Linked DNA regions of Homo sapiens: region 2 is linked to region 1. Evidence: chromatin contacts called from ENCODE Hi-C data. All regions are on one chromosome and are shown on one strand. Each heading gives the region's core, a stretch centred on a gene start or an enhancer-like site at or near the end of the contact. The rest is flanking DNA. Distances are from core to core; before and after follow the strand shown.

Region 1 (4,228 bases), core at 597-3,096:
TATCCTGTGAATGCAGTTTATGCAGCATACATTTTTATTTGTGAAACTAACAAATTAACCACATCTATACAACTAAAATAAAAAAGCTTCAGTGTGAAAATAGGAGTTCTGTAGAAGAGACAGGAAGTTGCCATGTCTGCCTTAACACTTTCAATTCTGCCTTTCACTTTCACTTCACTTTATATAAGCCTTGCAGCTTTGAGACCTTCATCTTTTTACAAGCCATTTTTCCCTTTGACTAACATGTTTTTAGAAGGCTAATGCAGTGAGACATACAAATCTCTAAAGCTGTGTGTGTTTTCATATCAGTAGCTAACATTTGTTATTTGCTATATGCCAGGCACTATTAAAAATGCTTTAAGTGCCTTAACTTATTTATAATTTAGCTGACAGATGAGAATAAACTAAGGTTAAATGACATTTGAATATCAAAAGCCCATTAGAACCCTCGTAGTTTAAAAGCACAGGTTATAATACTGGATGGTCTCCCTTCCTCAGAGTCCTATTTTGAAATCGAAGGGCTGGTTGATTTTGAGTTCATGTTTTAACAATCTCTGCTCATCATACCAGGGTCCTTCCTAAGGGAAGAGACCCCAACAAGGCGAGGAGTTGCTGCTGTTCTCTTTTTTCCTTCAGAATCATGTAAAGCTTTTTCTCTGAAATTCCCCCTTTTTTTTTCTCGGGAATGTCTTAATCTCAGTTTACTCAAGGGAATGACTTGGTGAAATTACTGATAGGATTTAGCTATGTTTGATGTCCTCGCTCGGCTGAGGAATTGTCATGGGTTTTATCAAATCTCAGGAAGTGAGAGTCATCACTTTCCGTTCACTGATGTCCAGGCAGAATGGGAAGGGTCAGGGATCCCTGAGTAGCTTCTCTCCAAATCTGTGCTTATTCTCCATGTTGCATAGTTTCTGTGGGTCCAATTTATTGATCTTTTACACTTCTCTAGTGCTTTGTTCTAGGTGGTGCATTACCAGACTAGTTCCTGAGAAAGCTGATAGTTACTCACCACAAGGTTCCCTTTGGACATGGTACTTTACACTAAATCACTGTAATATACAAAAGAGGTGAACATGGTTGGTTAAACATCACCATGTAGGGAGAATAGAGCACCCAGCAAATCACTGACTTTGTGTTAGTGGATGTTCGAGATGGATTGGAGTAGTTCTTTTGTTTTTCTGAGATGGAGTCTTGCTTTGTTGCCCAGACTGGAGTGCAGTAGTGCGATCTCGGTTCACTGCAACCTTCGCCTCCTGGGTTACAAGCGATTCTCCTGCCTCAACCTCCCAAGCAGCTGGGACTACAGGTGCATGCCACCATGCGCGGCTAATTTTTGTATTTTGAGTAGAGATGGGGTTTCACCATGTTGGCCAGGCTAGTCTTGAACTCCTGACCTCAAGTGATTCGTCCACCTCAGCCTCAAAGTGCTGGGATTACAGGTGTGAGCCACCACGCCCAGCCAGTTGGAGTAGTTCTTTAGTCCAAACCTCATGGTGACTTGTGTTCAGATCACACCCATCACTGGCTAGGGTATTAACTTAGCAAATTTATCTCCTGATTTCTACATGTGAGTGAGGTAATGATTTTACAGGCCTGAACAAGATGCAATGATGCACTGAAATAAAGCCTCGCTGACTGACCTCTTACCACCAGTGTGGTCCCTCCTCCTGTCTGTTTAGCTCTCGCTTCCGGCACACTGGGGAATGCTATTCCACAGATGTAAATTGCACTGTCATTTGAAGTCACTCTGTTTACAGTGAGGGAAACTTGGTTTTCTTTGAGGGCCTCCCTCACTGTGAACTTGTCTGCCTCACTTTTGCACCCGTCCAAGCACAGGTTCTCAGGCTGGTGAGCACCGTAGCGAAACCACAGGCATGTTGGTTGCTCAGAAGGGCATCCGGTTGCGGAGAAGGTACACTTTATGGTGACGGCCTCATGAGTGTAGTCCACTTCTAGGTACCACGGTTGTGTGACAGAGAGAGTACAGGCGCCCACAGCACCTGTGGGAGGAAGCAGATGAGTGGGTTAATGGGCCTGCCACCTCACTTTGTGCTTTTATTATATTTTTGAGGTAGGAAACCCAGCCATTCTGTTATTTTTCTTACCTTAATCCCAATATAAATAAGACTAAAAATAAACACCAGTGGTCCTCACTTGCCCCAACTCCTCCTGTTTTCTGACCTTGACCTGCTGGGTCACATGATGTCTGTTCACTGGAGGCCAGCCCTAGAGAGGCTTCAGGGGAACAGAGTCCCTGTGCAGGAGGCCTGCATAGAGGTGGCACCGTATTGGACTCAGAAGTTTGGGGTCCATCTGTGACTCTTGCTCCTTACAAGCTTTCCTTCGATCCAATCACTTAATCTCCTGCCTGCTTTCTTGTCCGCACCCTGGCCTCCCCAGAGTGCTGTGTTCAGTGTGGTAACCTGTGTCCCCAGACGAACGTTGCTGCCGCTGATGGAGCCTATGAGCAGCAGCGATGTTTGTGCTTTGTGGGAGTTGAGATCGCCAGGAATTCATGGCCATTCACAATTGTTTCTTTGTGAGCCTGGTGTCCCTTTGGGAAACATGATAAAAGGCAACATGTACACCTGTGGAAATGCAGCCCTGGCTTAGCCTACCATGTCTTTGATTACTGAGCAGGGACCATATGAGCTCGCCAGGCCATAGCTAAGCAGATTTGGTTTCTCCCTGGCGTGTGTGCTGCTTTGTAGGCCCTTGTAGCATTTATCTTATTTAATTAACAATATTGTGATAAAGAGCACAGACTTGAGTTCAAATCCTAGCTCTGCCTGTTCCCAGCATTATAATCTCAGTATCTCAGTTTCCTCATTAGAAAATGGGGATAGTATTGTTGACCTCATGCAGTTAGTGTGACGTTCAAGATGATGCCTAGGAAGTGTTTACCTGCCTAAGCTATAGTAAGTATTAAATACAAGGGAGCGATTGCTGCTGCAGCCGCCACTGCTACTGTTCCCACAGTGTCAGATGGCTGTTGGAGAGATGGTTGTGGACGTCTAGCCACAAGGTGTTCACAGAGCTGGGATTAGTCACCCACTCCAGTGTACTGTCCACCATGTGGTGCTCTTCCAAGTTATGAGGATTGAGTCCCCCACCTTGGCCTTTATATCCCAGGCATGTGAAGCTGGAAAGCCACTCGAGTGCACAAATGGAAAGACCCGCCCTAAACCCTTCTTTTGCGGCAGGGGAGGCCATAGGTAAAATAGTATTGGTTGAGACAAATTGGAATTTGTCAAGTTTTTGGTCTGAGTTCCGCCTGGTCATATATTCCCAAATGGTCCTATTTGTGTGAGTTTGTCCTTTGCTACTGTAAATGAAACTGAAAAGTCATCCAAGTGGTCTGATGCTTAATTTTCAGACAGGGGCTTTTTTCTCTTAGCGTTTCTCTTATGGATCCCCATTCATAACAGCAGAGGAATTAAAGTTAGAATCATGGCGTTTGTGATGCGAGTCTCTTCTCACCATGTTTTTTTGTTTTTGTTTTCATTTTTGTTATTGTTTTTGGACAGAGTCTCTGTCTCCCAGGCTGGAGTGCAATGGTGCAATCACGGCACACTGCAACTGTGACCTCCCAGGTTCAAGCCATCATCCTGCCTTAGCTTCTCAAAAGTAGCTGGGACTGTAGGCCTGCAGCACTGTGCCCAGCTAATTTTTGTATTTTTTGTAGAGACAGGGTTTCACCTTGTTACCTAGGCTGATCTTGCACCCCTAAACTCAAGCGACCCGCTTGCCTCGGCCTTCCAAAGTGCTGGGATTACAGGTGTGAGCCACTGCGCCTTGCTCTCTTCTCATCATGTTATATTTTAGTATTTGTGCAACATGAGATGAGCTGGGAGCTCTGTGGTGACCTGATAAATGCAAACCAGACAAGAGGGTGCAGTCACCTGGAGGAGGCCTGCAAGCTTCTCTGAGCTTCGTGTCTGTGGGAGGCCCAGCTCAGCTCCATCTCCAGCCAAGGGGATTGGATTCCCTCTCAAGTCTGAGAAATACAACCTCATGTCTCCTGCCCAGACTCAAGCACCTTACAAGTACAGTGAAACATTTTATAGTATATACTGAGTGGAAATTTAAAATGGAATTGGGTCTGCCAAAACTTAGCAAAGTTAAGCACTGTCTCAGTCTCAAGTCATCTTTCAGATAATGTTTTTATTTTTATTTGTAAAATTATTTTTAAAAAGTGGACGATTCCATTATTTACACATTTTTA
Region 2 (3,840 bases), core at 1,291-3,790, 380 kb after region 1:
TTTTCTTAAGAAACTTAGTTTATCCAACAAAAGGACTATAACACTATTTTACATTCTTAATTCTGATATAAAGCACATTTTCAAATTAGTTGCCAACCTTTGTTTTAAAATTATATTGAAATCCTGGATCTAGATCTTCTAGACAGTTTCTTTGGTATATTATATTGGTCATTTCAGTGGGGTTTGGAGAAGACAGGAGAATAAATTGACTCACTTTACCTCCCAGCAATGTTTAATGAATGTTGATTGAATGAGTGAAATTAGTGGTTAGGTAGAGCAGTTGATTTGGCCTAAATAATATTTACAAATATGTATAGGAGATTTAGTCTACAGCAGTTGATTATCTTTGAAAACTTTTTTTTTTTTTTGAGACGGAGTCTTGTTCTGTCACCAGGCTGGAGAGCAGTGGTATGATCTCGGCTCACTGCCACCTCCACCTCCAGGGTTCAAGTGATTCTCCTGCCTCAGCCTCCTGAGTAGCTGGGACTATATAGGCTTATGCCACCACACCCAGCTAATTTTCGTATTTTTAGCAGAGACGGGGTTTCACCATGTTGGCCAGGATGGTCTCGATCTCTTGACCTTGTGATCTGCCCACCTCAGCCTCCCGAAGTGCTGGAATTACAGGCATGAGCCACTGCGCCTGGCCGAAAACATTTTTAATAGTGGGAAAGTTATGATACAATAATTTTCTTAAGGTCACACATTTAAGTAACCAGAAAAGGTTTAAGTTTTATGGCTCCTATTTATGGCAGGGACATATGTGTAATCAGTTAGAATGCAGGAGACATTATATTAAAGTGGCTAACAGGACAGACTGTAGAGCCTAGGTTCAAATTCTACCTGTTCTGTCTGGACATGACGGTTCATGTGCCTGTAATCTGAGCACTTTGGGAGGCTGAGATGGGAGGATCGCCTGAGCCCAGGAGTTTGAGACCAACCTGGGCAACATAGCAAGACTTCATCTCTACAAACATTTTTTTTTTTAATTGCTAGTCATGATGATGTGTGCCTGTAGTCCTAGCTACTCGGGAGGCTGAGGCAGAAGGATCGCTTGAGCCTAGGAGTTCAAGGCTGCAGTGAGATATGATTGTGCCACTGTACTCCAGCCTGGGCAATGGAACAAGACTCTGTCTAAAAAAAAAAAAAAAATTCTATCTGTTCAGCTTACTAGCAGCATGATTTTGGGCAACATACCTCAGAGGTCTGTTTCATGTATATAAAACACTTACAGTGCTTGGCACATAGCACTATGTAAGTGTCAACTAAAGTTAATCAGACTAACTTTTGAAGATCCTTAGCTATAGTCTTTTCGGGAGCCATAGGCAGTTATCTTAAAAATTGATCATAAATACTTTATTGTAATAAATATTAAGTTGTAGATATAAATGTTACCATACCGATTCTACTGTTTACATATAAATTCTAGTCCATGGACAACTGGCCACAGTGTTTACCTCATATGAATAGTACCACTACTGTAAAGAAGAGTAGTCTTACTGTTGAAAAAAGTAAATTTCAATATTGAATACAAATTGAAATCAGTGAGCCTAACTGTACATCAAATTAATCATGTAACCATCAAGGAAAAAAGGAATTATCAAGTAACTTTTCAACATAAAACTCTGACTGTGCTCTCTTAATGATGGGATATAACCTAAGGACAAAAAGAACTGCAAAGAAATACTGATCTTAGTAGGTAACAAACCCCCTACAACAGCTCTGCAGGGGAAATGTCCCCATTTTGCTGTTGAAGAAGCATATTCAAAGAAGGGAATGATTTACCTGGCATTAAATGATGCTGGAGTCATACCACACTGCTGTTTTTATAGTGTGCTGTTTCTGATGAGTCCTGTTTTAACCATCCTGGTTTGTTTAGTACCTCTCTCTTATTAACACCCTCTGTAATTATTAGAACCACATTTTCAAGAACTTAGTAACCATTTGAACCCCCTTTTTTCAATAATTTCATTCCATGTAATCAGGCCTAGTTTTTTGAAATCTGCTTTCCTAAGGGGTATTTGACCTACCCATTCTTTACAAATTCTGAGATGACCTAGATGACCTAACAGCTTTTTTCCTAATTCCTCCTGCTTCACCAATAACTAGTTCCTGGAATATTAGCTAGTGTCCAAGTCACAATTATTTATGGTCTGTATGATAACTAAGTCTGGAAGTTGGATATGAGAGAATTGCATTCTTTTTTTTTTTTTTTTTTTTGGAGACAGGATCTCACTCTGTCGCCCAGGCTGGAGTGCTGTGGTGCGATTTTGGCTCACTGCAACCTCCACCTTCCGGGTTGCAGTGATCCTCCTGACTCAGCCTCCTGAGTAGCTGGGATGACAGGCACGTGCTACCAAGCCCAGCTAATTTTTGTATTTTTAGTAGAGACAGGGTTTTACCATGTTGGTCAAGTTGATCTCAAACTCCTGACCTCAGGTGATCCGCCCACCTCGGCCTCCCAAAGAGCTGGGATTACAGGCATGAGCCACCGCGCCCAGCCTGAGAATTGCATTCTTAAAGACATTAATCTGTTTGTAATTTAGGATGTCTTATAGTGATTTGGTGGTGAGACATACGGGAAGGGGTGGTAAAGAGTGCAATTGTTGGACCTGTGCTTTTTACGTGAAATAGCGGAAATGAGTATTACTTTACAAACTGGTTTTGGAAATGATTCATTCATTAAAGAAAGCAAATAAAAATAGCAATAAAACTAGGACATAATAACTGGTTGTTAAATGAACTCTATGTCCTTTGAAAAGGAGATGATTAAGGAAGAAAATATGTAAATAACTTGGGTACACAAGCTGCTATTTGAAATTCTGCTGAGTAAAAATGATAGGAGGAGTTAAACTGTTCAGGAATTTAGCTCTTGCTTAAAGTATTCGTGTAGCAAGTCTCTGTTTTTTTTAAATTACAGTGTTTGAAGATCCTCTTCTTGAATTAACAGAATCAAAGTGAAATTCCATTTTTTAAATCACTCCTAAACTGTCTTTAGTGTGTGGCTTTAAAATATAATTCTATGTAATATACTAGAGAAATTCTCAAGAAAATCTAGGACTAGGATTTCAATATAATTTTAAAAGGAAGTAAGGTGGGCAATCAGATTAATTTGAAAAAGTGCTTTATATCACTAGTAAGAATGCAAAACTGTGTTATAGTGCTTTCATTAGGTTAACTGCGTTTCTAAACACCTGGAGAAAATTATTTTAGTATTTTCTGTCCAAAATAGCGGTTTGTGGAAAATGCGCCACTTGTCTGGGGAAATCAGTGTTTATGAGACATCTTTGTTAATGTTTCTAAAGTTTTAACTCTCTGGACAAACATTCAAGAAAAATTTAACCGTTATACAAAAATATTCCTACATAGTAAACTTTGAGCACACCTGTGGAATTAGACTTGGTTCATGTTCTAACCAACTCCTTCTAGCTGGTACCTTGTCATTTAGCCTGTTACTGAGTTTCCTTATTGAATTGTTTTGAGAATTAACTTGAGCACACATAAAGCACTTAATACTACACCCAGCACTAAGAAAGCACTCAAAATATAGTGGCAGCTATTATTATTTATCCTTCTTCCTCTCCGTTTTCTCCTCCAGATTTATGAGTGATAGGGACAGAAAATTTCTTATCAGAGTGCCCTTTATTTTAATCTCAAGGTTTTGAAGTAGAATTTAGGACAAAAATAGATTTTTCTGAACCAAAACACTGAAGATTCTGTTTGGGAAGTGAGAAAGCAAGCTGCTAAACACCTACTCTACTTGTGCAGTGACAAGAAAATTGAATTTCTCATTCGTTTCCTGCCCCTAGCCCTTGCCTTCAGTTTCTCTGCCTCAGTATG

Evidence for each region. Hi-C counts contacts between places; a loop is a spot of excess contacts on that map. Pooled maps may share reads with other maps.
Region 2: a loop to region 1 is called in a pooled map, with 2.7 times the contacts of the local background. The contact joins two enhancer-like sites. A Hi-C loop is called at or near these places in 3 of 50 pooled maps.

Annotation. Positions count from the first base shown.
Region 1 is chr16:21,645,490-21,649,717 of GRCh38, forward strand. All of the region lies in intron 4 of METTL9 (methyltransferase 9, His-X-His N1(pi)-histidine), which reads left to right. It overlaps IGSF6 (immunoglobulin superfamily member 6), which reads right to left. Exons shown (of 6, transcript NM_005849.4): 2 at 1,644-2,003. LOC124903663 (a long non-coding RNA gene) reads left to right here. Exons shown (of 2, transcript XR_007065025.1): 2 at 1,443-1,978. Among named protein-coding and RNA genes, the nearest start is that of IGSF6, 5.0 kb to the right of the region's middle. RefSeq lists an enhancer at 57-236. Within about 2 kb of position 1,847, at least 8 of the 41 ENCODE cell types and tissues checked have a DNase peak (open chromatin) inside an H3K27ac peak, as active enhancers do.
Region 2 is chr16:22,024,016-22,027,855 of GRCh38, forward strand. The region is part of intron 1 of MOSMO (modulator of smoothened); the gene reads left to right. Among named protein-coding and RNA genes, the nearest start is that of MOSMO, 18 kb to the left of the region's middle. RefSeq lists an enhancer at 2,104-3,303 and a silencer at 3,699-3,840. Within about 2 kb of position 2,541, at least 7 of the 41 ENCODE cell types and tissues checked have a DNase peak (open chromatin) inside an H3K27ac peak, as active enhancers do.